Linked DNA regions of Homo sapiens: region 2 is linked to region 1. Evidence: chromatin loops called from intact Hi-C (ENCODE). Cell type or tissue: A673. All regions are shown on one strand. Each heading gives the region's core, and the rest is flanking DNA. Links, peaks and the distances in the headings are about the cores only. Region 1 has its middle 42 kb from the start of API5. Region 2 holds the start of LOC124902662 (a long non-coding RNA gene).

The links. A loop is a pair of places that touch in the nucleus more often than their neighbours do. Peaks named below come from ENCODE experiments on the same cell type or tissue, not always from the same donor. Only the 100,000 strongest peaks of a DNase experiment are listed, where the experiment ranks them.
Region 2: it touches region 1 in a loop (2.0-fold over the local background); 1 of 110 quality-filtered maps calls a loop at or near these places.

Annotation. Positions count from the first base shown.
Region 1 is chr11:43,262,074-43,277,342 of GRCh38, forward strand. It overlaps the pseudogene HNRNPKP3. Among named protein-coding and RNA genes, the nearest start is that of API5, 42 kb to the right of the region's middle. RefSeq lists enhancers at 6,800-7,301, 7,302-7,801. In A673, for the core only: no CTCF peak of the experiment used is centred there; a DNase peak (open chromatin) is centred at 7,368; H3K4me3 peaks cover 323 bases; H3K27ac peaks cover 884 bases.
Region 2 is chr11:43,111,673-43,126,941 of GRCh38, forward strand. It overlaps LOC124902662 (a long non-coding RNA gene), which reads right to left and starts at 9,796. Exons shown (of 2, transcript XR_007062656.1): 1 at 9,513-9,796. In A673, for the core only: CTCF peaks have their summits at 8,123 (motif pointing left) and 8,323; DNase peaks (open chromatin) are centred at 8,129 and 11,099; H3K27ac peaks cover 444 bases.

The DNA.
Region 1 (15,269 bases), core at 4,016-12,015:
AGGACTCCTTCAGTCCTTCACTAGCATTAGTAAAAACTTTCCGGAAAACTGCTTCATACTGTTCTGCAGCAAATACTGTGCATTCTATATCTGGTCCTATGTTCCTATAATGATAATGATCTGATCTTCACCTCCTTCTAAAGGCTCATCAACTTTAGTTGAAGCTCCAACTCATGATGGATTTGTTTGATTCACTGACCACCTTTGCCAATAATAGATCCAACCAAATATTTGGGAATAGTTCCTTGTGTAGTAATAATAGGTCCACCATATGAGCCACTGTCCGCTGCATAGGAATAATTATATCTGGAGCCACTCTGTGGTTCATAAGCCATCAGCCATTCTGATGCACTCCATGTATCTATTGCAGAGTCCCAAGTTTCATCAGCACTGAAGCCAGCCATGCCATGTAACCATCTCCAGGTCTTCCTCTTCTGTCATAGGCCCTTATGTCTCCTACCCTCTGTAGTGGTAGTGGAGAAAGAGGAAGATTCTCAGCTTTGCTACCACCCCAGGCACCTTGTCCAAAAGAAGGAGGAGGTGGTCCTCAACAAGGACTCATGTCATCATAATCTCTTCCAGATGGCCACATGGAACACCCACCCTGACTGGTAGACATTCTGTCAAAACCACCTCTTCCCTGCCTGGGAAACCCCACCAGGCATCCATGGTGGTCATCAGACAACATTGTAAAACCACCATAATATAATGGTGTTACATCATGTAATGTAATAGGTTACATCATGAAAATTGGGATTATAAGTCTGTGCACATCCTCTGTAGGAGACTCAGATATAAGATCAAGGATAATTTTATGCACTCTACAACTCCATAGTCTTTCTCCAGTAAGAACAACTCCGTCAGTGGAATGAGGACAGCATTCCCGGAAAAGCTTGATTGTTGTTTGAGTGTTCCCTTGAAGCTCTTTGATTTTAGCATCTTTGACCTCAATAATTCCTCCTGCCAGACTCTGATGAGTCAACAGCCTCAATTCGCAATCAAAGTTGCTTCCTTTATAATGGTGGTACTCTTCCAAGGTAGGGATGATTTTCTTCAGAGTTTCTCCAACTGTTTCAATATCAGCACTGATACTCAGCATGCACTTGGGGCCATTGCCCTCTGGGGCTAGAACCCTGGCTCTGTAGTCTATACAGAAAGCCTTAATATTCTTATCTCCTTTTCCAATCACTGTCCAAGCATTCTTGCTCTGAAACACAACGCATAATTCAACCATCAGTGTTTCTAGATCTTTTAAATGCTTGTTCTTCTTCCATATATTCTGCAAGGCATTTACCAAATTCACCACTGGTTTCAGTGCTAGGGAAGGTTTTCTCTAGCTGTTCAGTTTCCATTTCTTGAATCAGTGTGAAATGGATACACCAATCTATAGGCATGTGGGGGAAATGTGGGACACAGGCAAGATGTCGAGGTCGGTGCAACAGAGAAACAGGATAATGACTCCTCTGTGACTTTTTGAATTTTATCATAAGCATTAATCACACTGGGGATAAAAGTAGACAATAAAATGTTTTAAGTTAGGTAGTCAACAATTAAGATCAAAATATAGAGGAGGGATTGCTAACTCTGAAAACTTCATGCCATTATTTAGATATTTTCTTATTCCAGGGTCTGCAGCATTGCCAGAAGCACATCCACTGGGGTCAAGTTTATGACTCAGTTTCCTAAAATGCTCTCACCTCCAGGTTCCAGCTCAGTGCCATCCTCCTCAGCTTCTCCCTGTGGAAGATGAGGCACCTCACAGTATCCTGATTTTACCTCTCTTTGAAATAGCTTGAGGATTTCTCCAAAATAATGGCTCTTTCTTCTAGATATTAATTAAGAAGGTCAGTTGCTGTTTAACTTAGAATCACAAGGTCCAAACTGAAAAGCCTAACTTCTCTAACTCCACAGAGAGCAATAAAATCCTCTCTGCAGAGACTTAATATAAGCAAAGAAAATTCGTCTGGAAAGGTGAGGCCCATCAGTCAGCAGGAAGCTACAAATCCCACGGCTGGTGCAACTCGATTATTGACCTCCACTGTAATCGTATCTGTTTTCTGTTGAGAATGAACTAAATTCCGTCAGGCTGGGCTCTCAGGGTCTCTGTTCACTCCCAGTTCATGATGCAGTGACCTGCGCTGAAGTCTCCCAGGGTAAATCTATTTTTTAATCATCTCCTCCATCCTGCTTTCCCTGTCTCTTAAATGGGAGATGCCTATCCTTACCACTGCTGCTTTTATAATTGAGAAGAAATCAATCAGGAATGACCAAAACACAATGTGTCTATAAAATACAACAAAATAATCACAGCTATTACAATGTTTAAAATCCACCAGGGCCTTCAAATCACTTGGGAAAGCATTTTATGTGTGAATATAAATCACACCATCTGCTGCTCTCCCCTAATGTTTAAATCAGATCACTGCCAAATCCAAGCATCAAAGAAAGAAGAAAAATGAGACCATTTTTTTTTTTTGCTTTCTCATACCTTTGAGCCTCTTCACCTCATTGCACCTCCCTTTGTCCTTCTAAGATGTAGGTTTTCCCCAAGGATGTTCATTGAGATCAACTTCACAAGTGATTGGCTTTCAAAAAAGTAAATGTATAATCTCCAACATAGACACCCACAAAAACTAATCCTTGAAGGCACCCTCCCAATGTTGAAAAGAATGGGATTTGGATTGAAAAGAATGGGATTTGCAGGGGGGAAAAAGAATTTTTGAAAAGTAATCAAACTAGGCTGGGCTCAGTGGCTCACGCCTGTAATCCCAAAACTTTGGGAGGTTGAGTCAGGTGGATCACATGAGATTGGGAGTTGAGACCAGCCTGGCCAACATGGTGAAACCCCGTCTTTACTAAACAAATACAAAAATTAGCCAAGCATAGTGGTGCACGCCTGTAGTCCAAGCTACTTAGGAGGCTGAGGCTGGAGGATCACTTGAACCTGGGAGGCAGAGGTTGCAATGAGCTGAGATTGTGCCACTGCACTCCAGCCTGGGTGACAGAGTAAGACCATGTCTCAAGAAAGAAAAAGCAAGCAAGCAAACAAGCATGCAAGAAAGAAAGAAAGAGGGAGGGAAAGAAGGAAGGAAGGAAAGAAGGAGAGAGAGAGACAAAAGAAAGAAAGAAAAAGAAAGAAAGAGAAAGAAAGAAAGAAAGAGAGAGAGAAAGAAAGAGAGAGAAAGAGAGAAAGAAAGAAAGAAAAGAAAGAAAGAAAGAAAGAAAGAGAAGGAAAGAAAGAAAGAGAGAAGGAAGGAAAGAAAGAAAGAGAGAAAGAAAGAAAGAAAGACAGTCTTGGTCCTCAGAGGGCTCACCAACTGTAAGAGATGCTTTCCTCTCAATTCCTTTCTTGCTCAGGGAAATACTAAGACACACCTAGATTGGGGATGTTAACCTCTCATCAGCTTCCAGGTCACAAACACAGCTGAATCACGTGCACAAGGGAGGTTCAGAAAGCAAGAAAAGATTTTCTGAGGAATACGGAGGCCAACCCTGAAATGCAAAACCACATTACACCAATTATTCCTGATCCAGGCTGAGGTGTCTGGATACAGTGGATAATTAGAGGCTGCCCCAGTCTTTGCACCGACATGACTGGTGCTATTTAATGTAATTACATTACAGTAAAATGATGAGTTTTCCCATAATTGGTAGTTACAACATAATTGTGACTACACAGAATATTAACACCCTAATTGCTGGAGCCTTCTATTCATGTCAATGAATGTTTCCATTCTCTCTGGGCAGTAAAGTGAGAGAATTAGAATTTTCTGGACTAGCCCCTCACATCCATCCTCTTTTTTTCATACATCAATCCCCTTAGATCTTTTAAAGAATCTCACTTTTACGGTAAGCCTCAAGGACACAATTTCTTTTTCTCCTCTTACTTTCCACCTTCCTTCCCTAATACAATCAGCTCTGCAAACCAGAAAGCATGGGACAGATTCATTTCATTGACAAGCACAGTATTCTAGAGAGTGCTAAGCTCAGAAAAAGGCAGGCCTGTGCAAATCCTGGCTTGCCTGCTTTATTTCTGTGTGACCTTGGCAAGTCACTTAACCTTGCCAAGTCTTAGTTTCCTCATCTGTAAAGTGAAGATTAATACCACCCGCTTCATGGTACTAATGTAGCATGTAAAATAAGCACTTAAGTCCAGATGCGGTGGCCCATGCCTGCAACCTCACCACTTAGAGAGGCCATGGCGGGTGGATCACTTGAGCCCAGGAGTTCGAGACCACCCTGGGCAGCATGGTGAAACCCCATCTCTACAAAATATATATTTTTAAATTATCCAGTCATGGTGGCACACACCTGCAGCCTCAGCTACTCAAGAGGCTGAGGCAGAAAGAACTCTTAGGCCTGGGAATTCAAGGTTGCAGTGAGCTATGATCATGCCACTGTGCTCCAGCCTGGGTGACAGCAAGACCCTCTCTCTATAAATAAATAAAATAAGGGTATAAGTAATGTTAGTTGAATTTGAGAGTATCTTACTAACAAAAATTATAGGATATTGTTCCCAGGGTTATTTCTGTTTTTAAGGGGAATACGGATACTTTGAATTAAATCAACCAACATCATTATTCAACAGGTAGGTAAAGTATTTAAGGAAGTAGAAGAAGTTCTTCCAAAACTCATTGTCATACATAATAATGTCTGGCCACTTAAGACACAGATTAGCATGATGATTTAATGCAATACCCAAAATCCAGATGGCCCAGGTCTAGATCCCAGTCTGCCACTTTCTACCTGTGTGGCATTGGGCAAGCAAATTTACCTATCTGTGTTATTATCTCCATCTATGAAACCAAAATGTTGTTAATTGTACTAAACTCGTAGGGTTGTTATAAGGATCAAGTAAGTTGAAATACGTAAAGCCAGCTCCTCCTACCACCCCCAGCCAACCAAACACTTTCTAAGGATTGAGACTATATATGTGTGATTAAGTCCTCTTCAATGGTAGGAGCTGTAAGACGTAAAACTTAGCACTGTTGATAGCAATTATTCCCCTCCATATGAAAAATAGAACAAAAGAAAAAAGAAAAAACAGCAGTCTTCAGTGAGAAAGAATGCAGGAGACACAGTGGAAAACAAAGAAAGAGCTGGTGATATTCCAGAGCTTGTTCTAGTTTGTCCTGCATCCCAGATTTCTATGATTTAGTTACCCAACCTCCCTTAGAGACTATGAGCTGATAAATTCTCCTTTCTGACAAGTTGTATTTTCATCTCTTGCAACCAAAAGAGTTCTGACTGATGCGTCCCTAAATTTTGGGGAGAAGCATACTGACATCCTTGAAAATTGAAGTAGGCTGGGCCTGGTGGCTCATGCCTGTAATCCCAGCACTTTGGGAGGCCAAGGCAGGTGGATCACCTGAGGTCAGGAGTTGGAGACCAGCCTGGCGAACATGGTGAAACCCCATCTCTACTAAAAATACAAAAATTAGCAGGGCATGGTGGCAGGTGCCTGTAATCCCAGCTACTCGGGAGGCTGAGGTGAGAGAATTGCTTCAACCTGGGAGTCAGAGGTTGCAGTGAGCCGAGATTGCACCATTGCACTCCAGCCTGGGAAACAAGACTGAAACTCCGCCCCCCCCCCCAAAAAAAAAAAAGAGAGAAAAAGAAAAATGTAAGTAGATGAGCATTGACACCATCACCAAAAACCTTCTCAACTGCTTTTACAACAGGAAAAAAGAGAAGGGCTATGTGTATAGTGAATATCGCAGGGAAGAGGAACAGTCCCAGTCTTTGGGCTAGACACCTTCCTCTACCACTGCCTTGTTAGACACTTGAGCAGGTCCTTTAGCTGCTTTAAATCAGAATTTCTCCCCCTCCTTTTTTTTTTAAATAAAAGGATTGAATTACAAGACTTCTAGGACCCTTTAAGCCTGAAAATCCTAGCTTTCAGTTTCATTTCTCAAAGTCAATTAATTGCATCTGAGCTGTCAAGATTCATTGGTATTTGTCTAGCAGGAGTTTGTTTTCAAAACTCCTTCCTATTCTCCTTTTTTTTCAGTCTGGAAGCTTCTGTTAGCATTTGAGCCAATCTCATCGTTTCTTCAATTAAATCCAACACTTCTTGGAAACTGGCTGGAAGGCTACAGCCTGGATGGCAGAGAAGGGATTAACAAGAGTTGCTCATTAGCACGATACGGCTAATGAAGAAACTGTGTGGCGATCGCTTCTCTGGAGAGGAGTTTAACCTTGGGAAGGATTTCACTGGTGGCGGCTGAGGACACTGATGCCTTTGAGAAGGGGTTGCAGAAATTAGCCTAGGGTTGCACTCACTAAGAGAGAGAGAGCCTTAAGTAAAGGCACTTGGAATTTGTTCAGGCCAATCTGTAGGGAGCAGATGTCGCCAGGAGCTTGGGGCTGGGATGTGAGCCAAGGTCGAAGAAGGAGTCAGGAAAACCCTAGTGACAGATCAGCGGAGCCAGCGGCCATGCCTGTTATAGAATGAAATGCTGGCTTCCAATGTTTGCAGCCAGCTTTGCTGTATCTGAGAAGAGTTGGAAGGAAGATGAAAAGATGAAAAACGCCTGCCAAGCAGATAGCAGTCTTGCCTGCCACGTCTGAAATGGCATGTTTAATCACAGTGGCACACTTTCTCTTGCCTACTAATGACAGAAGGAAGTTCCTAATGAAGTTATTGCTCTGCTGACTGAATTAATGATTTCCAGTTACAGGGCTTGTAAACACACCATGTTACACGTGCACGTGTTAATTGAGGCTTCACTTTAGAGACACTGACTCCACAGATAACTCATCACAGGTAGCAAAGTACCAAGAGAAAGCAGGGCTAACCAAGGGGAATGGGCTGTGGTTGCTTGGAACACTCAGGGCCTGATAAGTATTTGTGAATTAGGGAAAGGGGAAAGGGAGAGAAGTGGATGACACCTATCTAAAGATGAGAAAGAGGGCACCAGAGAGCAGATAAAGCAATCCGTATCCCTGACCTGTGCCTCTGCCATCCCCTATATCCAACTTCATACTCCATTCCTACAGCATTCATTCTTCCCACCTTCAAGCCCACTCACTGCAAATCCCTAATTTAGACGTTGCACTGAACATATTTGCCCAATGGTGAGCCTGATAATATGGCCAAATATGCTGGAGAAAGAAATTGTTTTTTTCTTTTCCAAACGTGTTTTTTAAAGCCATCAGAAGGACATGCGTCTTTTAAGGTGGCAAGCTCACCTGTGGCGTCACGGGGTCCACAGCAAGGAGGACACAGAGAAGCCAATCTCGGAGGCCACAGGCTGCGTCCCACTTCCTGTGGCTGCGCTGCTGCCATCTGCATCTGAGTCGGTCAGGGACTGAGAGCACAGCAGGCCGGGGAGCGAGCGGCTGCCAAATTACAGAGCAAGGAGCACTTAGGATGGTGGGAGGGGGAGGAAAGGAGGAAGCTAACTAATAGCTTGCAAGCGTGTCTTCTAAAAAGTGTGTTAACCAAACAAGCTGCCATCCCTTAATCCCTCCCACTCCTGCCTGAATGTACACTAATTGAAAATTAAGTTTTCAATTTGAAGCCATTTTCTAATTCTGTCTCATTCAGGAGCAGTTAGAGCGCCGGTGTTTTGCTGAATTCCCAGCGTGCTTTTCATGAGCTCCCTCAGAAAGCCAACAAAAGAGTCTTGTCAACATGTTTCTGACAGCAGCAGGAAAAAGGGTTTGTGTAGAAGGAGAGGGTCATCTTGGGAGCCAAAGAAAGCAAGGCCAGACCAGGCTACAGATCCTGCAGATCTTGACTGGACATAGAAGACATTTATTTCCTCCTTCCTTTTCCCATCTCTTCTTTCCCCAGTTAAACCGTAGTTACAGCCTGGTCAGAAGGGAATCCTCTCACTCGTCACTGACCTGTGCCCAGCACATTTGGAAAACCTCGCCAATAACACCAGAAGCTCCTTGTGGGCAGGCACTCTGTCGTATACAGACAGGCTTTGATTTCCAGGGGTAATTGACTACCGTGAATGAACTTACTTAAAAGGAGAGGAAAACGTCATAGAAAATAGAGAAAACGAGGTTTACTGGGGTTCTATATTAAAACCTGAAGTGGGCTGGGCATGGTGGCTCACGCCTCTAATCCCAGCATTTTGGGAGGCCAAGGTGGGAGGATTCCTTGAGGTCAAGAGTTCAAAACCAGCCTGAGCATCAGAACGAGACCTCATCTAGAAAAAAGAAAGAAAAGAAAGGAAGAATGGAAGGAAAGAAGGAAGGAAGGAAGGAAGGAAGGAAGGAAGGAAGGAAGGAAGGATTCAAGCATGGTGCACGCGCCTGTGCTCCCAGCTACTTGGGAGGCCTGAGCATGGGAGGTCGAGGCTGGAGTAAGCTGTGATCGTGCCACTGCACTCCAGTCTGGGTGACAGCAAGACCCTGTCTCAAAAAAAAAAAAAAAAAAATATATATATATATATATATATATATATATGTACATATATATATGTACATATATAAAATAAAATAATAAAACCTGAAGTGAAAAGTTATAAAAATTGATTTAAACTTATAAATAACAAGCTGTAGGTCATTACTATTCCAGAATAAAGAATAAATCATGCATTGATTCCTTTAGCATAATTTTTTCACAAAATTGTGTGATTGCACAATAGGGTATTCTTTATTTCATATTTAACGCTCTCAGTGAGAACAAATAAGAGAGTCATTTTTGAAAAATACTTAAAGGCTTCCTCATTTTGCCGAAGAGACTCCCTTAGGCATTTGATATTTTAATCATTTTCTCTCAAAGAAGTTCAGGCATCCTCATCCTTATCTGCTTCAATTTATAAGGGTTCTTCTGATTCCTGTTTTGCCAATGGTTCAGACCATCCTCCAATATCAATTCCCTCGACTTCATGAAATCCTACACCTTTTGCAATATTTTCAGTTTCACTTTGCAATTGATTGCCATTGAATTTGCACTGCATTTGTTAGACATTCATCTTTCATCAAACATCAAGAGCCTGACACCCACTCACAAAGACCCTGAGTCATGGAAGGATGTGTCCTGGAGAACTGTTGGAAAAGGTGAGTTTGTTAGTGGGTATTGTCATTTGCGAAGCTTTTCCTATGCAATTTCATAGAGCCCCTGTGATTTGTTGAGTAACCCAGATATCTGTCACAGGTTGCTACCAAGTCGTGATTTCAAAATAATCTAATTCTAATTAATGGGCTCCTGGAAAGGGGAAAGAAGGAGGCTTTGTTTGGGAACTTAATTAATGAAGTATTTCCAAACATCATGATAAATTATGACAAATGACATGACCACTACCCCCTTCTTAATATTTGTGATGAACAAGAATCTCATATGCTTTGATTTAAATGTAAGTCTGAAAATGCAAATCTTATTATGAATTGGAACTTGGGTGGCATAAACTTGAGTGAATGTTAGAGAAACAAATCTCAGGAACAGAATGAAATGGGCAAATAATATGCATGAATTTGCCCGGGGCTTGGGGAATGGAGGAGAAGAAGTGCAGTAGATTAAGGAAGCTTCAGATGGCAAATAGAAGTAAAACAATTTGAGGAAACTTTAAGCCCAAGTTGGAGAAAAAAAGGAAAGGACAGATTCAAGGAGTTACAATGTCATTTCTTATTTCTGGGAAGGGCCTAGAACACCAGCTATCAGAAGTGCTATTCGCTAGACAAAATCAATGGCTCATGGTTTCAGGGCTTATAGAGAATGTAATTTCAACAAAGAACTTGAGTAGTTACACTTGGTTCTCCCCCAAATGACTGTGATTCAAAGTCTGGCTCAACTGTGTGGCCACAGGAAGTAACCTAACTTCTCTGAGCTTCTGCTCCTCACTAATAAAACGGCATGTCACTCATTATTTCAAGGTATTTTTGAAGGTTAAAACTTATGTCTTTGTTATTATTACATATACTATGGACAATTTGGCACATACTAGTCATTTGCTAAGAGGCAGTTATGATGATGATGATGATTGATGATGATGATGATGATGATGACAGGGACAGGGCTAAGGTGTAGCAAGCCAACCTGAGTTCAGATAGGGTGGAACTGGGTTAGGCTGAGCCAACAACATTTACTAATCCCAGATGTTGTCACAAAGTAGACTTCGTCCTCCATACAAATGACTGAGGAGCAAGCACTAAGAAGTGGGCTGCTGCAGTGAAGTGCAGAGGAAACTTAGCAGTCCGAAGTTGAGGTAAAGCAAAGAGAAATGCTTCAGGCCTGCACACACTCTCAGGGGTGGCCAGTGATGATGAAGGGACAGCTTCCCCTGGGTGCGCATGGACAGTCTCAGCCCAGGAACCCGTCAATGTGTACGGGGAAAACTTTTCATTCTTGGCATTGTAAGATAAATGGCAGAAAATATATATATATAATTGCAGTACTGAATCATGGGGAAGGCAGGGAGTTTGGGAGGTAAATTCCTGGCTCCCTGATATGGTTTGGCTGTGTTCCTACTCAAATTTCATCTTGAATTGTAGTTCCCATAATCCCCATATGTCATGGGAGTGACTCAGTGGGAGGTAGTTTAATCATAGGGCAGTTACCTCCATGCTGTTCTCATGGTAGTGAGTGAGTTCTCTTGAGATCTGATGGTTTTATAAGGGACTTCGCCCCCTTTTGCTTATTCTTCTTCTCCTTGCTGCCACCATGTGAAGAAGGACATGTTTGCTTCCCCTTCTGCCATGATTGTAAGTTTCCTGAGGCCTCTCAGCCATGTTGAACTGTGAGTCAATTAAACCTCTTTCCTTTATAAATTACCCAGTCTCAGGTATGTCTTTATTAGCAGCTTGAGAAGGGACTAATACACTCCCTGAACATGTTAATGGTAACAGCAATCTAATACTTTCATTTTTGTTTTTTTTGTTTGTTTGTTTGTTTGTTTGTCTTTTTCCTTTTTCTGGAGAACGGGGTCTCGCTATATTGCCCAGGCAGATCTCGAACTCCTGGGCTCAAGCTATCCTCCAGCCTCTTGCCTCCCTGAGAGCTGGGATTACAGGTGTGAGCCACCGCGCCCAGCCGAAGCAATCTAATACTCTCATCCAGGGCACTTGGCTCAGGTCAGGCACCCTGGAATCAGAGCCTGAGGCAGGAATTCAGATGCACTTGACTTATTGAGGCTGTGCTCTCAGGAGAGCTCAGGCAAGGAGAAAGAGCTAAGCAAGGATGTGGTCCCAGATAAAGTCCAGCCTTGGCCAGTTTGAAGGGGAAATCAAACTCTCAGACATCTCCAACAGGGCGGCTCCCATGGGCCACCTTTTCCACAGAAGATCACTGGTGTGAGTTATCAGCCATGGCTAGGAATGGGTGCACCAGCTGGTAAGGGGATTTGGAAAGGGCATAAGCAATTTCTACTCCAACACTATTTTAGGTGCTTTATGTATATTAATTCATGATGCTCCTCTGAGGTTCTCCTTTGATTTATAGAGGAAGAAGCTGAAGCCCAGATACTCCAAGTAACTTGCTCTAAGTCATTCAGTGACAGAGCCAGGATTTGTACTGCAGCACTCTGGCTCTAGAACCCACACACCAGGCCACTGTACTGCCTTTTGAGATATTGTTATGGAGCAAAGCATGGTGGCTCATGCCTGTAATCCCAGCACTTTGGGAGGCACAAGGCAGAAGAATTGCTTGAGGCCAGGAGTTCAAGAGATATTGTTATGTGTTGAATGGTGTCTCCCACAAATAAATGTTGAAGTCTTAATCCCAAGTACCTCAGAATGTGACCAGTTGTATTTAGAAATAGGTTGTTATTAACTAAGTTAAGATGACGTCATACTAGAACAGGGTGGGCCCTTATATGAACATGGCTGGTGTCCTTCCCTATAAGAAGAAAAAGCACCCCTGGGCCTGGCATCAGGAGGGTGCTGAGGCTGTTGTCACCAAAGGGCATGTGCTGGGTTTCAGTTGGGTTGGGGACAAGGCTGCTTTTCTGAACAAATAAAGGAGCAGGATTTTTACAAATAGGGTCCAAGTGCTGTAGAGAATGGTGTGTGCAGGATGGTGGCTTCCCACAAGTCCATGTGGCCCCCATCTAGGTGCAGGGTGGGGGCCATGGGAGGAGGGAGAGCAGAACAAGACTGAGCCAGTGAGCAAAGGCCTGGAAGTAGAAAGTAAAGAGAGGAGGAAAGAGGGTGAAAAGAAATGCAGTGTCCAGGGAGGAGCCCTATTGGGGAACCTGCCCCGATAGTCACATAGCTTCTTTTCTATTTTCCTTAAGCATCGGTCAGCTTGAGAAATAAAGGGACAGAGTATAAAAGAGAGAAATTTTAAAGCTGGGCATCCGGGGGAGACATCACATGTCGGTAGGTTCCGTGATGCCCCACAAGCCACAAAACCAGCAAGTTTTTATTAGGGATTTTTAAAAGGGGAAGGAGTGTGTGAATAGGTATGGGTCACAGACATCAAGCACTTCACAAGGTAATAGAATATTACAAGGCAAGTGGAGGCAGGGCAAGATCACAGGACCACAGGACCAGGGCGAAATTAAAATTGCTAATGAAGTTTCGGGCACCATTGTCATTGATAACATCTTATCAGGAGACAGGGTTTTGAGATCAACCGGTCTGACCAAAATTTATTAGGTGGGAATTTCCTCTTCCTAATAAGCCTGGGAGCACTATGGGAGACTGGGGTCTATTTCACCCCTACAGTCTACAGACCAGAAAAGACGGCCACACCTAGGTGGGCCATTTATAGACCTATACCCCCAGGCGCATATTCTCTTTCCCAGGGATGTTCCTTGCTGAGATAAAGAATTCAGCGATATTTCTCCCATTTGCTTTTGAAAGAAGAGAAATATGGCTCTGTTCCACCCGGCTCACTGGCAGTCAGAGTTTAAGGTTATCTCTCTTATTCCCTGAACAATTGCTGTTATCCTGTTCTTTTTTCAAGGTGCCCAGATTTCATATTGCTCAAACACACATGCTGTACAATTTGTGCAGTTAATGCAATTATTGCAGGGTCCTGAGGCGACATACATCCTCCTCAGCTGACAGGATTAAGAGATTAAAGTAAAGACAGGCATAGGAAATCATAAGAGTATTGATTGGGGAAGTGATAAGTGTCCATGAAATCTTCACAATTTATGTTTAGAGATTGCAGTAAAGACAGGCATAAGAAATTATAAAAGTATTAATTTGGGGAACTAATAAATGTCCATGAAATCTTCACAATCCACATTCTTCTGCCATGGCTTCAGCCGGTCCCTCCATTTGGGGTCCCTGTCTTCCCGCAACAAAGCCCAAAGGCAGGCTGGAGGAAAAGATCAGAAATCACGGGGGAGGTGGAGTCAAGCTGAGAGGGAAGGTGGCTTGGGGGTGGGAGACAGAAAAGTGTAAGCCCAGGGAAGGGCAGGGGGGATGAGAGCAATAAGAACCATGAGGAAGCGTGGGGAGCAGACTAGAAAGCAAAGAAACCCACAGGAGAGAAAAGGGTTGAGGAAATGGGAGGGAGGTGAGCCCGTGGCGCTTCCACCTTCAGCCACAGGTACACTGGTGACTGCTTCCATATAGAGGTCACATGTCACAAAGGGCACACTGAGACTGTGGTGACCCAGATGAAGGAAGTGGGGCTATCACAGACTCCGGAACTGTCCTGTAGATATGACCCGGGTGTGTATTATAATGTACACATGGATTGTGTAACCTTTCTATGTAAGTAAAATGCATACAGACAGTCCTTGACTTATGATGCTTCAACTTAAGATTTCTCAACATTGAGGTGGGTCTTTTGGGAGGTAGCCCCATTGTAGGTAGAGGAGCTCCTTCTAAATCATGATAGGGTTACAATTTCTACTGAAAACACATCACTCCAGCACTGTCATAACATGGTAAAAGCATAAATGGAACCATTGAAAGTCGGGAACCATCTGCTCTGTTAGCAGCGTTAGGTGCATTTTTGACATATGACATTTTTGACTGATGATGGATTTATTAGGACATAAGTCCATTGTAAGTTGAGGAGCATATACATTAAGAATAAAACGGAGGAGTCACAGCCATTTCCCTCGCCAGGGTGAGAGTGCGAAGCCTAGTGATGGGTCCCCATGTGAGGCCCTTTGTTGTGCCATCAATGTGCCAAGAATGACCCACCTCTGGGCCTTGCGGGACATTCCCATGTCAGGACCACCTGCTGATCACAGCCTCCTCAGGCACCTAACCTGCATCAGGTCTGCGCTACCTGAGGGGAGAAATTGCCCCTATTTGTCCCACTGGCTTGCCATTTACCTAAAATGAACAACCACTGAAAGTGAGCATTGGGCCACTTAGGAAAATGAGGTTATAACCAGAGAGGCACAGACAGTGCTAACACAAAGTGGCTCCCAGAACAGGCCTTGGGAAGAGCTGGAAAGGCCATGGTCCTAGTTCTTGGAGTGACATTTGACTGTTGAAACTCTACTTCTTTTTGTTTGTTTTCAATTTTATTTTATTTCAGTAGTTTTGGGGGAACAGGTGGTTTTGGGTTACATGGATAAGTTCTTTGGTGGTGACTTCTGAGATTTTGATGCACCCATCACCAGAGCAGTGTACACTGTACCCACTGTGTAGTCAGTCTTTTATTCTTCACCCCTTTCCCTCCCTTCCCCTGAGTCCCCAAAGTCTATTATATCATTCTTACACCTTTGCATCCTCATAGCTTAACTCCCACTTATAAGTGAGAACATATGATATTTGGTTTCTGAACAATGGTCTCCAACTCCATCCAGGTTGCTGCAAATGCCAATATTTCATTCCTTATGATGGCTCCAAACTCTGTACTTCTGTTACCTGGATAAAAATGAAAAGTATATTGTAAACAAGGTCCACCCTATTCTAGTATGACCTCATCTTAACTTACCTAATTACAATCTATTTTTGTACCTTTTGGGTTGAGGTAAAAAAAAAAAAAAGAAGAAGAGAAAACACAGACACATAAGGGACAAACACCACATGAAGATGGAAGCAAAGACTGGAGTTAACACACCTGCAAGCCAAGGAACACCGAAGACTACCAGAAAACCACTGGAAGCTAGGAAGAGACAAGGAAGGATTTCTCCCCTACAGGTTTCAGAGGAAGAATGGCCCTGCTGATGCTTTGATTTTAGACTTCAGGCCACCAGAACTGGAGACAATAAATTTCTATTGTTTTCAGCCACCCAGCTTGTGGCACTTGGTGACAGCTGCCCTAGAAAACTAATATAGATAGTAGGAGAAGGGAATAAACATTGGGGAAGAAACAAGTCGCTATAAGTACTAATTTAAAGATCAAACTAATAATGTACTCAAAAGTACATTATAATCATAGGCAAGTGTTTCAAAAG
Region 2 (15,269 bases), core at 4,476-12,475, 150 kb before region 1:
TATGATTCCATTCACATAAACTGCTTGAAATTACAAATTTATAGAAATGGAGAACAGATAAGCAATAGTTTCCAGGGGCAAAGGAGGGTATAGAGGCAGGAGAAAAGTGGGTGCAGCTACAAAAGGCCAACATAAGGGATCCGTAGGGTGATAGAAATATCCTGTATATTGACTGTATCACTGTTGACATCTTGGTTGTGATATTGTACTGTAGTTTTGCAAGATGTTATCATTGGGGGAAACTGGGTAAAGGGTACACAGGGTCTCTCTTTATTATTTCTTACAACTGCATGTGAATCTACAATGATCTCAAAATAAAGAGTTTAACTTAAAAAATCAAAGGTAAAGTCTCAGAAAAATAGCTAGCTAAAAGAACCAAAAGTGGCTGACTCTTAGATGTCAAAGGTAAAGAAGGATTGAGAAAAGGATTGTCCATTTTCACTAAAAAGCCTTGTAGAATCACATAATGTTGATTCATGTGATAAAAATTAATTTTTAAAGATGCTGAGAGATTCTATTTTGATGAAATAGACTAACGTGGAGTAGACTTGTGAGACCTTCCCTTTTCTTTTTAAAACACTTTATTGAGGTATAATTAAAATACTAGAAGCTGTACATATTTAATGTATACAGCTTGATAAATTTGGAGACAAAGTATACACTCATTGAAACCATCACCACAACCTATGCCATAAACATATCCATCACCACCAAAGTTTCCTCTCACCTTATTGTTATTATTATTTGTGATAAGAACATTTAAGATTTACCCCCTTAGCATTTTAAAGTATTTTAATTATATAATACAGTTATTGTTAACTATTGTTAACTATATAACTGTTTACATACAGTTATAATATAGTTAACTATAGGCTCCATACTGTACAGTAGATCTCTAGAAGTATTCATCCTGCAAAAATGTAACTTCGTATGTTTTGAATAATACCTCCCAGTTCCCCCTTCCCCAAGCCAGCCCCTAGTCATCGCCAGTCTACTCTCTGCTTCTATGACTTTGACTATTTCTGATTCCCTGTATAAGTGATATCATGTAGTATTTATCCTTCTGTGTCTGATTTATTACACTTAGCATAATGCACTCCAGGTTCATCCATGTTGTCTGAAATGGCAGGAAACAAAATTAACATTTATTGAGCACTTGCTGTTTGTCAACCACTGTGTGCAGCATTTTAAATGCACATCCCCATCTAATCCTCAGGAAAATCAATGAAGAAAGTGCTCTTTTCCACCGTTTTATCCCCGTACACCTGAAGCTCACATTGCTTGAGAGATTAAAAATCATAGTAAGCAGCATGGCTCAGCCTGGCATTTATACTTCAGAGCCAGTGTGCTTAATGATGCTCTTTGGGGAGGGAAATACTAACTGCCAAAGCCTGTTGGTGCCCAGACCTACTCCTGGGTAAACAAATAACTTGGAGTGGGGGCCAAACCGGCCTTTGAACCAGACAGACCTGGGTTTGAGACCAAGTTCCACATATCATAGCTGTGTGACCTTGGATGTGTCACTTAACTCATCTGAGCCTCTACTTCTTCATCTATAATGTAGGAGTAACAGAACTACCCACGTCACAGTGTTGTTGGGAGAATTTAACAAAATAATATACATTTAGTGCTTAGCACAGTGCCTGAGAATCAGTTCTCAATAAGGGATAACTATTATTACTAGGATCATTATGATTATCATAAATTTTGACATTCTTATTCCTCATAAAAGGTTTCAAATAAAGCTTTCTCCAATTCATATCCAGAAGCTGTTGAACTTTCCTTGAAGATGACTCTGAACTTCATGTTTCCTCTCAGATAAAAGAGCAGAAAGGGCTTTCACAAATGACATTCATCAGAAAAGCACCTAGGATTCTGTGATTACTGAACTTCTCTCTTTTGGTATACAAGAAAATCAGAAGGAAAAAAGCTGTCTGGCTAAGTAGCTCCTGCTCCTGGATTTTGCTTTGTTTTGTTGTTGTTTTTGTATTGATTTTTTATGAAATATATCATGCAGAAAAGGCAAAGACTATTATAACACTCAAGTTCCCATCTCCCAGGTCTAACCAATATGAACATCTTTCCGTATTTGCTTTATATCCTTCTGTGAATAAATAAAACATTACAAATGCAGATGAAGGTGCCTCTCATTCCCGTACATCTCATTCTTCTCCCTCTGTCCTGCTCACACCCTCGCTCCTTCTCTCCCAAGTGCTGATTTTCCAAGGCAGCTTTGAATGGATCTAGGTTTGCAGGCTAAAGCTCAAGCAGCTCACTTCCTAGTCCTGCGGGCAGACACCACATGCAAGGCCGTCACCAGGAAGTTTTTGTTCTGAGCTTCTGCCCAATGTTAAGTATGAAAGATGAGTCCAACACTATTCTCCCAATAAGGCCTTACCATAAAAGTGCAGTGACAGACATTGAAATAAGCATATGCCCTGATTCCTCTTTGGAGAACCCTCTGGCCACATGATTTGAATAGGGCTAACCCCACTCTCTGTCTCCAAGCCCTGGCCAGTGAGTTTACTGAATCCTCCTGGCCACAACCACTGCTTCAGTGATGTAAACGGGAACAATTAAAACCAGCCCCAGAATTTTTACTGAAGTTAGAGGAGGGAGGTGCTGCCTAACCTCTGGAGTCTTTCAGTGAGAGGATATAAACCTAGTGATGGAGGGAGCACCATAAATATAGCACCTGCCTGAGATCAAGCCAGCACACAGAGAAAGTATTGCTGAGTGATACCATTGAGTCTCTGGATCCAGTGATCCCAATGTTAGGTCTGTCACTGAAATTCCCACTTATAGGGCCAATATATTCCACTGTTGTGCTTAAATTTGTTTGAATTAAAGTTCTGTCCTGAATAATATTAAACAAAACAACTAATGAATAAGACAGGACCTAACAGCAACACGTACTATCAGCCTGCATTCTTCTCTAAGTCTTTTACCTGTGAAAACTCATTTAATCCTGAGAAGAACCCTCTAAAATGTAGATTCTATTATGATCTCCAGTTTATAGCTGAGAAAACTGAGCACAGAGAGAAGTAATTTGCTCAAAAACATTGAAGTATTAAATTAAATAGTGAAGCTGGGATTCAAATCCGGGACATCTGAGCTGCAGTTTAAATTGTTAACTACTACTGTACAATTCAGAAAGTGAATGTTTATAAAGAAGTCATGATAAATGATAAAATGTGAGCTATTGTTATCAAAGAAAATACATTTCATAAAGAATATTGTGTCTTTAACTGGCCTTCGAAGGATGAGAAGCACAAATGGCAAATATAGAAAGGGAAGGAGAATTCCTCAGTGGGGGAGAAGACTTGAGCAAAGGCAAGAAATGAACACAAGAGCACTATATTTAAAGGTGACAAGTAAAAGACCTTATATTGATTTTTTTCATCCTAGGAAAATAAAGAAACTGTATATAAGACTTAATGTGTAGCATGATTCCCTAAATTTATAATTACTCTTTCAGGAATACTGGGAAGATAATGAGTTTAACCAAATCCCTGATATATTAGTCCGTTCTCACACTGCTTTAAAGAACTGCCTGAGACTGAGTAACTTAGGAAGAAAAGAGGTTTCATTGACTCATAGTTCCACAGGCTGTACAGGAAGCATGGCTATGAGGCCTCAGGAAACTTATAGTCATGGCAGAAGGTGAAGGGGAAGGAAGCACATCTTACTATGGCAGATCAGGAGAGAGAGAGAACAAAGGGGAAAGTGCCACACACTTTCAAACAACCAGATCTCCTGAGAACTCACTCACTATCACAAGAACAGCAAGGGGGAAGTCTACCCTCATTATTCAATCACCTCTCGTCAGGTCCCTCCCCCAACAAGTGGAGATTACAATTTGAGATGAGCTTTGTGTGGGGACATAAAGCCCAACATATGACCTGAGCATATTGATTTGAAGTGACTAACAAGGAAAACCAAGTCGTCTCCTTCTCCCAGCCTCTCTAACCACCTCAGAGCCTCAAGGTGCATATGTGAGGATCCAACTAAAGATTAAGAGCTTTAGAATCAGATAAGTTGGGTTCGAAACCCAGCTCTGCAATTTATTAGTTATTTGGCATTGAGCAAGCTATTTCATACCTCTGATGCTGTTTTCTCATCTGTAAGAAGGAGTTAAGAACGTAGAGATTCTCATGGCGTTGCTTCACAATTTAAATGAGATCATGTACATCTGTGCTTAGCACAGTGCATGGCAGAAAGTAAATTCCCAATATGGTCAGCACTATCAGTGATAGTATTAATAACAAAATCAAGTGACAGTGAAGGTGCATACTGTTCTTAGGTGTAGCAAAGATCCAGGCCATTTGGCTGGGTCCTCTAAGCTATTTGTCTTTGCCTTAGAGGTGGGAAGAGGAGCCATGGAGGCCAATAGAAACCATCTATTGCTTTCCCTTTTCAAGGCAGCCAGAATAATTTTTCAACCACTGAAATTATAAAGAAGATGCTCAATCTGCTGATAATTTGATTTTAATTAGAACTTCCATCCACAATGCTGGACTTGCAAGGGAAAAAAAGAAGCAGAAATGAAACAGCAATTAACCTTTGGTTTTCAGCTTATTTGTTCCTAACCAACATGGGTCAGTTGCCATAGAGATTATACCTACGTGGTCTGCAGATGTGAGCAAAGCTGCCTGGAGCCTCTGAACTGACCTGCTCTCAGTGTGGCTTTGGGATAATTAAAAATCTACTAAAGAAAGAATTGAAAGTTAATCTGAAACTCTAGTCCAAAGCAGACTTGAATGGAAGTAGAAGAAAAGGAGAGGAAGACAAGGAGAAATTAGAGTCAGGAAAAAAAAGTTAAAAGTTAAAGACACAAATTACTTTCCCTACTTTGGAAAAAAAATTGATCTCTTTCATTCACAACTTTCCAGAGTCTGACTGTCTGTGACTTTAGGAGAGATTTATCGAATGAGGAGGAAATGAGGGGGCATGAAGAATTTGTCGCTTCTATTAGAAGGGGATCTCTTAGCTTTGGATGGTGACCAGCCCACCTTAGCCAGGGAGGCTGAAGTAGGGATGGGGTTAGCAACCGTGAGCTTGAAATTCTAGTCTCCAGAAAAGTGGGTGTGCATGAAGCAATGGAGCAAAGTCACTGGTGGCATGCAGATGTCTTGGGCCAGGTCACACCAGCAATAGCATGGAAACAGAGAGCAGGACATCTAGTGTGAAAGAACCAGCAAGTTGCTCAGTCATTGGAATCTTACCTCCCTGCAGGAAATCCATTCCCCATTTGCCCAGTGGATCCCTTTTCAGCCGGATAGAGCTTGGTCTACATCTGTCTCCATTCCCCAGCTATATTCTGGCCCCTTTCCTTCTTTTTGGCCCAACACTTACAAAATCAAGGTCAGATGGATAATTAAGTTATATCTTCTCCCAAATCTAAGGGCTGTTAATTACCCAGGACAGTGCTAATCACTATTAGGGAACAAAATAGCATCTGACTTAAGTGGATTCTAATTAAAGCTTTAGTATTATCTCCTGAAGCAGTGACTTTGAAAGTTTTTTTCTTTCATACAAGATCCTTCTAGGAAGCACTGTCCTGGGGATCCTTCATAAAAGCCCCCTCCTCAGTGAAGCCTTCCCTGTCCACCCTGTCTACAGTAGCCCCCATCATTCTTGACCACACCATCCTGTCATGAATAATGTTTTCATAGAACTTATAACTTACTGGAATAATCGTGTTCATTTTGTTAATATTTTCCATAAGCTTCATAAGAGCAGGAGAACTTGTTACCTTGTGTATAATTGTATTTTCAGTGCGTAGAACAGTGCCTGGACAATCAAATACTCAACAGGCATTTGTTGACTAAATAAATGACTGTTCCCCTAGGCCTGCCCAGTTTATGTGCCACTTACAGCCAGCTATCATTCCAACCTATCTTTCTCCTCTAGAAAGTATTTCAGAATGTATAAGAATGACAGAATTATTGAACTATTCCTTCTTTCAACAAATATTTATCAAATGTTTACTACATGCCATATACTATGTATATTAATCCATTCTCATGCTGCTAATGAAGACATACCCAAGACTGGGTAATTTATAAATTATAATTTATAAAAGAAAGAGGTTTAATTGACTCATGGTTCCACAGGGCTGGAGAGGCCTCAGGAAACTTACCTTCATGGCAGAAGGGGAAACAAACACATCCTTCTTCACATGGTAGCAGCAAGGAGAAGTGCAGAGCGAAGGGGGAGAAAGCCCCTTCTAAAACCATCAGATCTCATGAGAACTTACTCGCTATCATGAGAACAGCATGGAGGTAACCGCCCCCATGATTCAATTACCTCCCACCAGGAGATTATGGGAGCTATAATTCAAGATGATATATAGGTGGGGACACAGGCAAACCATATCACTATGCTAGGTGCTGGCAATAAAAAAGACAAGGCTCCTGCCTTATGGAGGTTCCATTATGAAAGTGGAAAAATAGCTGCTGTACATTGACGTACAAATAAAAAGTAAGATTTAGTCATTAATGGTGGTGTTCATTGCAATGGAGGGAATCAATGGGGTGATGTGATAGGAAGTAATGGGGTTGGGAGGGCAGTGTGTCAGGGGAAGTCACTTCAGTTCAGAGTCAGGGAAGGCCTCTTCCGTAAGGTAATATTTGAGAGCCTGTCTCACAATAAGAAAGGAATTCTACGCAGAGGGAACAGAAGATGCAAACTCCATGAGGTTGGAAAGAGCTCAGCACTTTCAAGAGCTCAAGGGTAGTGGTCCAGCGGGAGAGAAAAAGGTGTCAATGAAGAGGTACACTGGGCCTTGAGGATGGGGAAGGAGTTTGTATTTTATGTTGACCACAATGAGAAGGTACCAGCAGGTTTAAGCAGGAGCATGGCATGGTCTGAATTACATGTTAAGAAAATTACTCTGGCTGCTAGGTGGAGAATGAAAGGAGGAGGAAGAATAGATGCGAAAGGGCAGCAAGTGGCAATTGCAGTTATCAAAGCAGAGATGATGGCTGCTGCCTTGCTCTTGGCTGGTTGCAAAAGCGAGGAGGAAAAACAGAGATAACCTCATCTCATTCTAATATGTATTTTTATTAAATTTTTAAATAAATTATTTACAAATTCGTGTGCTTCATTATAATAACAAAGCATTATTATATTGATTAGAACATACAAGCATGTTGTGACTAATGGCTGGGAATTGCTGTTCTGGAGAAATTAACACTGGTTAGGCAGGTGAGAAGAGGCATAGTAGCCCAAGGCTTATATACATATACCGAGGTCCTGTAAGTATGACTGCTCTACCACTCCCTTCTGGCCTGTGATTGAATTTGTCACCTCTCATCACCACACATCAATCTTAGGCCTGACCTCAGCAATGTCACTTTGATCATGCCCCTTCAGGGTATAGTCTACATAGTCTACAGATGCTGGGTTAGTTAGCAACGTGACCCTGCCGTCAGCACTCCGGAATGATCAATATTACAATACAGAGCTCATTGCAGGACACTTCGCTGGTTACCCACTGGCTGAGATGCCAGTCACACTGATAAACAGAGGTGGGGATGTACAAAAATTTACCTCAAAGCCATCTGCCTCCTAGGATTGTCCAATCCAATGATTCTCAATCTAGTTGGATAGTTAGAATCACCGGTAGCTTGTTTTAAGTTGCAGATAAGAATCTCTGGGTATAGAGTTCAGAGATGATTGTGCTTTTAAATCTCTGTAAGTGATGCTAATGGGCAGCTAGGTTTGAGAACCACAGTTTCTAACCCAACTGTCTTATCTATCACAGTCTACCTTATCTAAGACCCTGTGGGACTTCCTCTTTCTCAATCCTCACCCCTGTTAGGCTTTGACAAAGAAATACATTCCAGCAGATTCTAACGGCTACCATTTAGTTGGTTCTCACCAGCTTCCAGGCAAGATGATCAGCACCTTGCCAATGTTATCTCATTTCATCCTCATAACCACCCTCTGAAGCAGCAGCATCAAGAAGGCTGAGAAAATGCTGGCTCAGAGAAATTATTCGAGATGCCCAAAGTCACATAGCTAATCAGACAAGTCAGACTTCATACCAAGGTCTTACGATTCTTCATGACTAAGCAACTGTAACACTGTCTCTTCACTGTCTCTTAGAGAAATCAAAGTTTCAATCCCTGTTTTGCCCCCTACTGGCTGTGTAATATTGGTGAGTTATTTAACCTATCCAAATCCCAAGTCCCTCTTGTAAACAGCTTGTTGTCCACTCCAGCCCTCTTCTCCCCCATATTTTCTCATTAAGTCTCATTAGTTCTCAAAGCATTGCATATCCATGCTACCTGCTTTTTTCTCTATCTGCCACATGCATCTCACCACGGATTCCTTCGGATCTTGGCTAAGGACCCTCCAGCACCTAGCACAGAGCTTGGCCCAAAGTAAGAAGTCAATGTCCATTGAACTGAAAAAGATAGCCTCCCACTGGGATGACATAATTTGGGAATTTGGGTTGTTGTCTGACATTCAGCAAAACCCTCCACAAGAGCCACATTGGCCCTTACAGAGCTCTCCTATCAGGTGACCAGGGATACTCAATGTTAAACTGCAAAGGGCAAATGGTCTGTGTGATCCCAGGCACTTATTTAGAAGAATTAACTATATTTACATAACTTTACATATATTCAAGGCAAAAATTTATGATATATTTATTCAAGGCAAAAAAGATGCAGATGTGAAATACCAAAGACAAAAATATTTTCCCATAACATATAGTGCAAGTGTTAGAGAACAATGCAATTCTACAACTCTCCCTTCTATCACAGCCAAAGTTGGGTCTTCCAAATTATCAAAAGGTGACCCTTATCAGCATAAAAAGGAGAGTGAACTTAGTCATAATTGAAGATCAAAAATCAAGAAACAACCAACCTTCCTTGTTGCCACTTCTACCCTTAGATTAGAACCAGAAGGCTATGGAAGAGAAGGATAAGGGACTCACTTTTCCTCTCTAAATCCCTTGCAAAGGAGCATGAGAATTTGTACAGTTGAGGACACTGCATTAGAGAGAAATCAGTCACCCCTTCAATCCCAGAAGAGATTTTTTCTTTAAAAGATCTTTGTGAGGTGGCAAGTGCTTAATATAAGATGATGATGATGATTATTATTATTCTTTCATAGTACCAGTTCTTGCCTTCATTCATTTAGTCATTCAAAAAAACATTTACTGAGCATCCACTGAGTACTCTTATCCTCTTCATTGTGCTACTGGGCTTGAAGGGAGAAACTGACGAGACTCCTGTCAATAGAGAATTTCAAAAAGAGACAAAAAAAAACAAAACTTTACTTGAACTTGAGCAGCTGCATTGTTTGAGCTCAGTTCTTTATCTGAAAAATGGAGAATAAAATACCAATTTTCCATGGTTAGTGTAATAGAATATAATAGCCTCAGTGTGATATCTGTTACATAGTAGAGACTCAATAAAAAACAGTCATTATCACAGTTATTCTTGCTATAAGGGAATTTAATGAAGGTACTATGAAATCACAAAGGAGAGAACACTTACCTCTGTGGAACTATTCAATGAGGGAATAAAGGCATCATGTCACCAAGCCAATACTGTACTTCAGAGATTTATGGAATCACTGCTTATGTGCCACTTAGCAACTTCTGAATGCCTATTAACTTGTATTTGAAAACCTCAACTCAGGGGTCTATGTCTCCTTCTGTCCACAGTGACATCTGATGTCTAGGTCTTCACTTTCTTTGACAGACCTAGAATCTGCTAAGGAGAAAAACAGAGGGAAATTGAGAGTACATAACCATTAAAATTAATTGCTCACAAACATTAGAAATCAGACACCCATTGCAGTCATAAAATATGGATAAGGATTTGCTGAAAGTCATTTATATTAAATTACTTTTATAATAATATTTAACTTTTAAGCTTTAAATATTTAGTGCTTCTTTTCTTGTTGTTTGCAAGGAAACTTGCAGCTGTTTCATAGCTGAAGAACTCCATATCCATTCTGACTTGAGGCCCAGAGGACTGGACATCAAACCAGCAGCTCTGAGAGTTGAGACCAGCATGTGTGTCAGTGACTTGATATTAGCCAACTCTCATTCATTCAACAAAAATTAACTGAAACTCTTGGCATTCCAGATTCCAGGATATAAAGATATATAAAGCATGATCCAAGAACCCAAAAACTATCAAGAAAAGACAGGAAGGAAAAACCCAACTGTTACAAAATGTTGCCTACATTTCCCCCACACTCATTCCCAAATTACTTAATAGCTTAGAAATGCATCTTGCTCTTTCCCACCTCCATGTCTCTGCCTGTGCTAGTCCCCCTACCTTAAATGACAACCCTCCGCCTTGCCATCTCCCAATTCTCCTTATGGATTTAGCTTTAATTGTAACGGGGGTCATCACTTCCAAGAGGCTTTTCCAGGAACTACTTGCAGTGTAATTTAGACGTCAAACATTTAATCCACTCTGTTCATACTTAATCCACCCTTTAGACACTAACTCTTAATTCACTCTGTGCATACTTCAGTCATAATACCCATCACACTTCCCTGCACTTGTTGATTTACTTGTCAGTCTCCTCTGCCAGCCTGTGAGATACTTGTGTCTAATGCATGATTATATTCCTATGTCCTTTGCAGTAACTGACACAGCATAGATGTTCAATTAAACTTTTGGAAGTCAATAAATTAATTGCATAATTAATTAATTTGGTAGTATAAGTGTTATAGTAGATAGGTTTACTTAGTATAATGCAACTGTATGGAGGGATACAACCAACTTCTTGTGGGGAATGAGGAGGAGGGATGCTGTCAGGAAATACTTAGAAATGATCATAGCATTTGAGCAAATTTCTGGAAAAACTGTGATATGGTTTGGCTCTGTGTCCCCACCCAAATCTCACCTTGAATTGTAATAATCCCTATGTGTCAAGGGTGGGACCAGGTGGAAATAAATCATGGGGGTGATTTCCCCCATGCTGTTCTCATGATAATGAGTGAGTCTTGTGAAATCTGACTGTTTCATAAGCATCTGGCATTTCCCCTGCTGGCACTCATTCTCCCTTCTGCCACCCTGTGAAGAGGTGCCTTCCACCAAGATTGTAAGTTTCCTGACGCCTCCCCAGCCAGGCGGAACTGTGAATCAATTAAGCCTCTTTTCTTTATAAGTTACCCAATCTTGGGTATTTCTTCATAGCGGCATGAGAATGGACTAATACAAACTGGATATCTTATAATTATGTACACTAAAAACTGAAATTACTTAATTGTCATTGTGCCCTCAAAAAACTACTTCAGATATTTTCACATCTAATTAGCATCGTATGGCCTCTGGTCCTCTCCTATTGCATCGTCCATCACACTGCCATCATCACACCCACTAAAAACATTGTGAACACCAAAGAACAAGCAGGAACAAAGGAAAGAAAAGGTCTTTCTTCCCTCTCCTCCTACCAACTTTAGACGGTATAAAGTGCCCATCCTATTAGCTTTTCTGTTAATGTATTCAGAAAGAATTCCAGTCAGATGCCAGGGTAAAACCTAAGTTGACTGCCAGGAAAGTCTTCATCAAACCCAATCCTATTATTGCAACCCATACATTCATTCATTCATTAAAACCATCACCTTCTGGGTAAACCTGTCAATCTACCAGAGTAACAACAGGAGTCACAGAGACACCAACTGCTTCCTGACTCCATTTCAATACCTCAGAAAGTTTTTCAAAAGACAAAGTCAGACAAAGTCCTGGGATCCTCTAGACTTAAACTAAATTGTGATTATCATGACCTAGTATAACCTTGGTTCCAGCTACTGCCAAAGGTGATGATAACCTAAACAGGAATAGAAATCTAACTGTTATTATTGCTGGGAAAGTCTTTTTATGTGAGAAAACAATAGGCTGATCTCTGAACAGGAACTTCTGGTGCTTGTTCTGTAACTTGGAATACATTAAGTTTTGCAGTGCCCTGGAACCTCCATTAAACATACCCAAGGGAGGACACCACCCCTTGCAGGCCTAAGGAAATGACTTGCTTCCAACTGCAAATCCCTTCGACCTACTTCCAACCTGTAGTTGGAACATCTCTGCTGGATCCTTTTGAATTGTTAAGAGTTGGCATTTGGTATTATTTGGGTAACTTAATATCAGAAAAAAAACAGATCCAAAAATATATGGTGGCTAAACAAAATAGAAATTTACATGTTGTTTACAAACCAGTAAAGGCAGATGAAAGAATTGTGGGTTGGGGGCAAAGAGGTGTCTTCCTGTTCCACACAGCACTGACAAAGAATCTTCCATCTTTGACATGTGGTTTCTATACCCCAGGGAAACTCTCTCATCACAACCAGCTACAAGGAGAGAAGCACCTGGAGTGATGTGTACCACTTCTACTTATCTTGCATTCTACAGAACTCAGTCACATGGCCACATCAAACTTCAAGAAAGGCTGGGAAATGTAATCTAGCAGTGTGCCCCAGAAGAAGAGAGTAACAAGGATTTTGGTAAGCAGCAGATATTGTTGGAAAATAACTTGCAATTTTTAAGAGCATTCATGCAACAATCACCCTATAATAGGCAATAACAAACCTAAGGAAGCAAGTGCAAGAACATAGGTAGACCTATCTTTAATCCTCTCTGAGCCTCAGATTTCTCCTCAATGAAACAGAGAGAAAAACCAATGTAGGAATAAGTGAGCCAATGGGGTCAAACACCTATCACAATGCCTGGCACATACGTGTTCAACAAATGTGGTGGTGCTGGTGGTAATTTGCAGTTACTCACTATTCATGGGTAAGATATTGTTTTCATTTTCAGTATGTAAAATAGTAAGTGCCAAGTTCTAACCTTTGCTGGAGCAATTAGCCACCAATTCAGTTCACACTCTCCTTCCCCCACCTCAGCTTTTTCCCCTAGAGCTACCACTCTGTCTGCATGGGAAGTCTTAACCATTGATGAGGGACCAATGTCCACTCCATACCCCAAGAGCATTCCTGCTTAGTCTTTAACTGCAGCCCTGATAAATCACTAGGATTGGTCTGCCTGTCACGGCACATAAAATACAAACCATCAAATGCTAATGAAATTGTATCCACCACTGAGTGCACAAAAGTGTGTGGCTGGAAGGAGGTCTGACTGCCCAGCAAGTTCATTTGTTCCTTGCTTTAAAGTGATCAATCATTTACTCAAATTTCAGTGAAATGGCCTGAAATGTGGAAGATAAAACAGCCCAGAGCTCGGGCACAGTAGATTGGAGGCAAGTCTCAGCAGTGGTCATAAGTAGGCAGCCACATCAGAAACAGTAAAGCCCCAGGGGTCCTGGGTTTTTCAGCTGGGAGCAGAAGGGGTTCTTCATGTGATTGAGTCTCAGTAGGAGCCTTCTGCTTTAGCTCGAACTAAGCTGCAGCTTCCATCACTTGCTGTGGCACTTAGAGCACTTGCAGTTCAAGGTACTCCCTGGAGTCCCACTCTCAACTTCTGGAGCACCTGCTCCTCCAGTTCATTTCCGGCAGCTCTCCTACAGCAACTGCCAATAAATATGAGGTGACTTCAAAAAGTTCATAGAATAATGGAATTAAAAGACAAAAATAAAAAGTATAAACTTCGTTTCCCAACATAAGCTCCATCAAGGTCAAGACAGTTTAGTAAGTGATGATACCAGCCATTGAGTTCATCCCTAAAGAACCAAGGGTCCTAGGAATTTAATCATGTCACCGCAGTCCCTTTTACATTAAAAACTGAAGAAAAATGGTGCTCTTTACAGATTTTTTAAGATTAGGACACAAAAAGATATCAGAAGGAGCCAAATCATGACTGTCAGGTGGATGCCTAATGATTTCTCATTGAAACTCTTAAAAAATGGTCCTTGTTTAATGAGAGGAATGAGCAGGAGCATTGTCATGGTGGAGAAGGACTGTCTGGTAAAGTTTTCTTGGACATTTCCCTGCTAAAGCTTTGCCTTTCTCAAAACACTCTCATAATAAGCAGATGTTATCATTTTTGGCACTCCTGAAAGTTAACAAGCAAAATGCCTTGAGCATCCCAAAAACCTGTTGCCATGACCTTTCCTCTTGATTGGTCCACTTTTGCTGTGACTGGACCACTTCCACCTCTTGGTAGCCATTGCTTTGATTGTGCCTTGTCTGTGGAATCATACTGGTAAAGTCATGTTTCATCTCCTCTTCCAATTCTTTGAAGAAATGCTTCAAGATCTTGATCACACTTACTCAGAATTTACATTGAAAGCTCTGCTTTTCTCTGCAGCTACTCGACGCAATGATTTTGTCACTCATCAAGTGGAAAGTTTGTTAAACTTTAGTTTTTCAGGCAGAATTGAGTAAGTAGAACCAATTGAGAAGTCTGTGCTGTTAGCTAGTGTTTCTGCTATTAATCATTGGTCCTCTCATTTAGGGCATAAGCCAGATTAATTTTTTCCTCACAAATTGATCTGCAGCTGAGGGTTTCATCTTCAACATCATCTTGTCCCTTCTTAAAATGAGTTATCTGCTTGTAAACTGTTGATTTCTTTGAGGCATTGCCCTCATAAACATTTTGTGAAGTATCAATTATTTCACCATGTTTCCACCCAGGCTCCACCATAAATTTGATGTTTGTTCTTGATTCAATTTTATCAGAATTCATGTTGTTCTGGTAGGGGCTCTTTTCAAAGTGATATCTTAGCATTTTTAGTCCCTCAAACTAGATCCTGTCTAGACATGTTATAACAAGTTAGTATGAGTTTATTTTAGTGCAAAAAAAAATGAAATCCAAGCATAGTTATTTTACAATGCACATGTTACAAGGAATTATTAAGTCTCCTTGTATATATATTAAAAGATTTTTAGCCATTCAGATTCTCTCACCCAGAAATTTCACCTTCAGTAGTCACTCCTAAAAAAAATTATCCTGGCTGGTAAAAAACATATGAAAAAAAGCTCAACAACACTGATCATTAGAGAAATGCAAATCAAAACCACAATGAGATACCATCTCACGACAGTCAGAATGGTGATTATTAAAAAGTCAAGAAACAACAGAGGCTGGCAAGGTTACAGAGAAATAGGAATGCTTTTACACTGTCGGTGTGAATGTAAATTACTTCAACCATTGTGGAAGACAGTATGGCGATTCCTCAAAGATCTAGAACCAGAAATACCATTTGGCCCAGCAATCCCATTACTGGGTATATACCCAAAGGAATATAACTCATTCTATTATAAAGATACATGCCCACAGATGTTCATTACAGCACTATTCACAATAGCAAAGACATAGAATCAACCCAAATGCCCATCA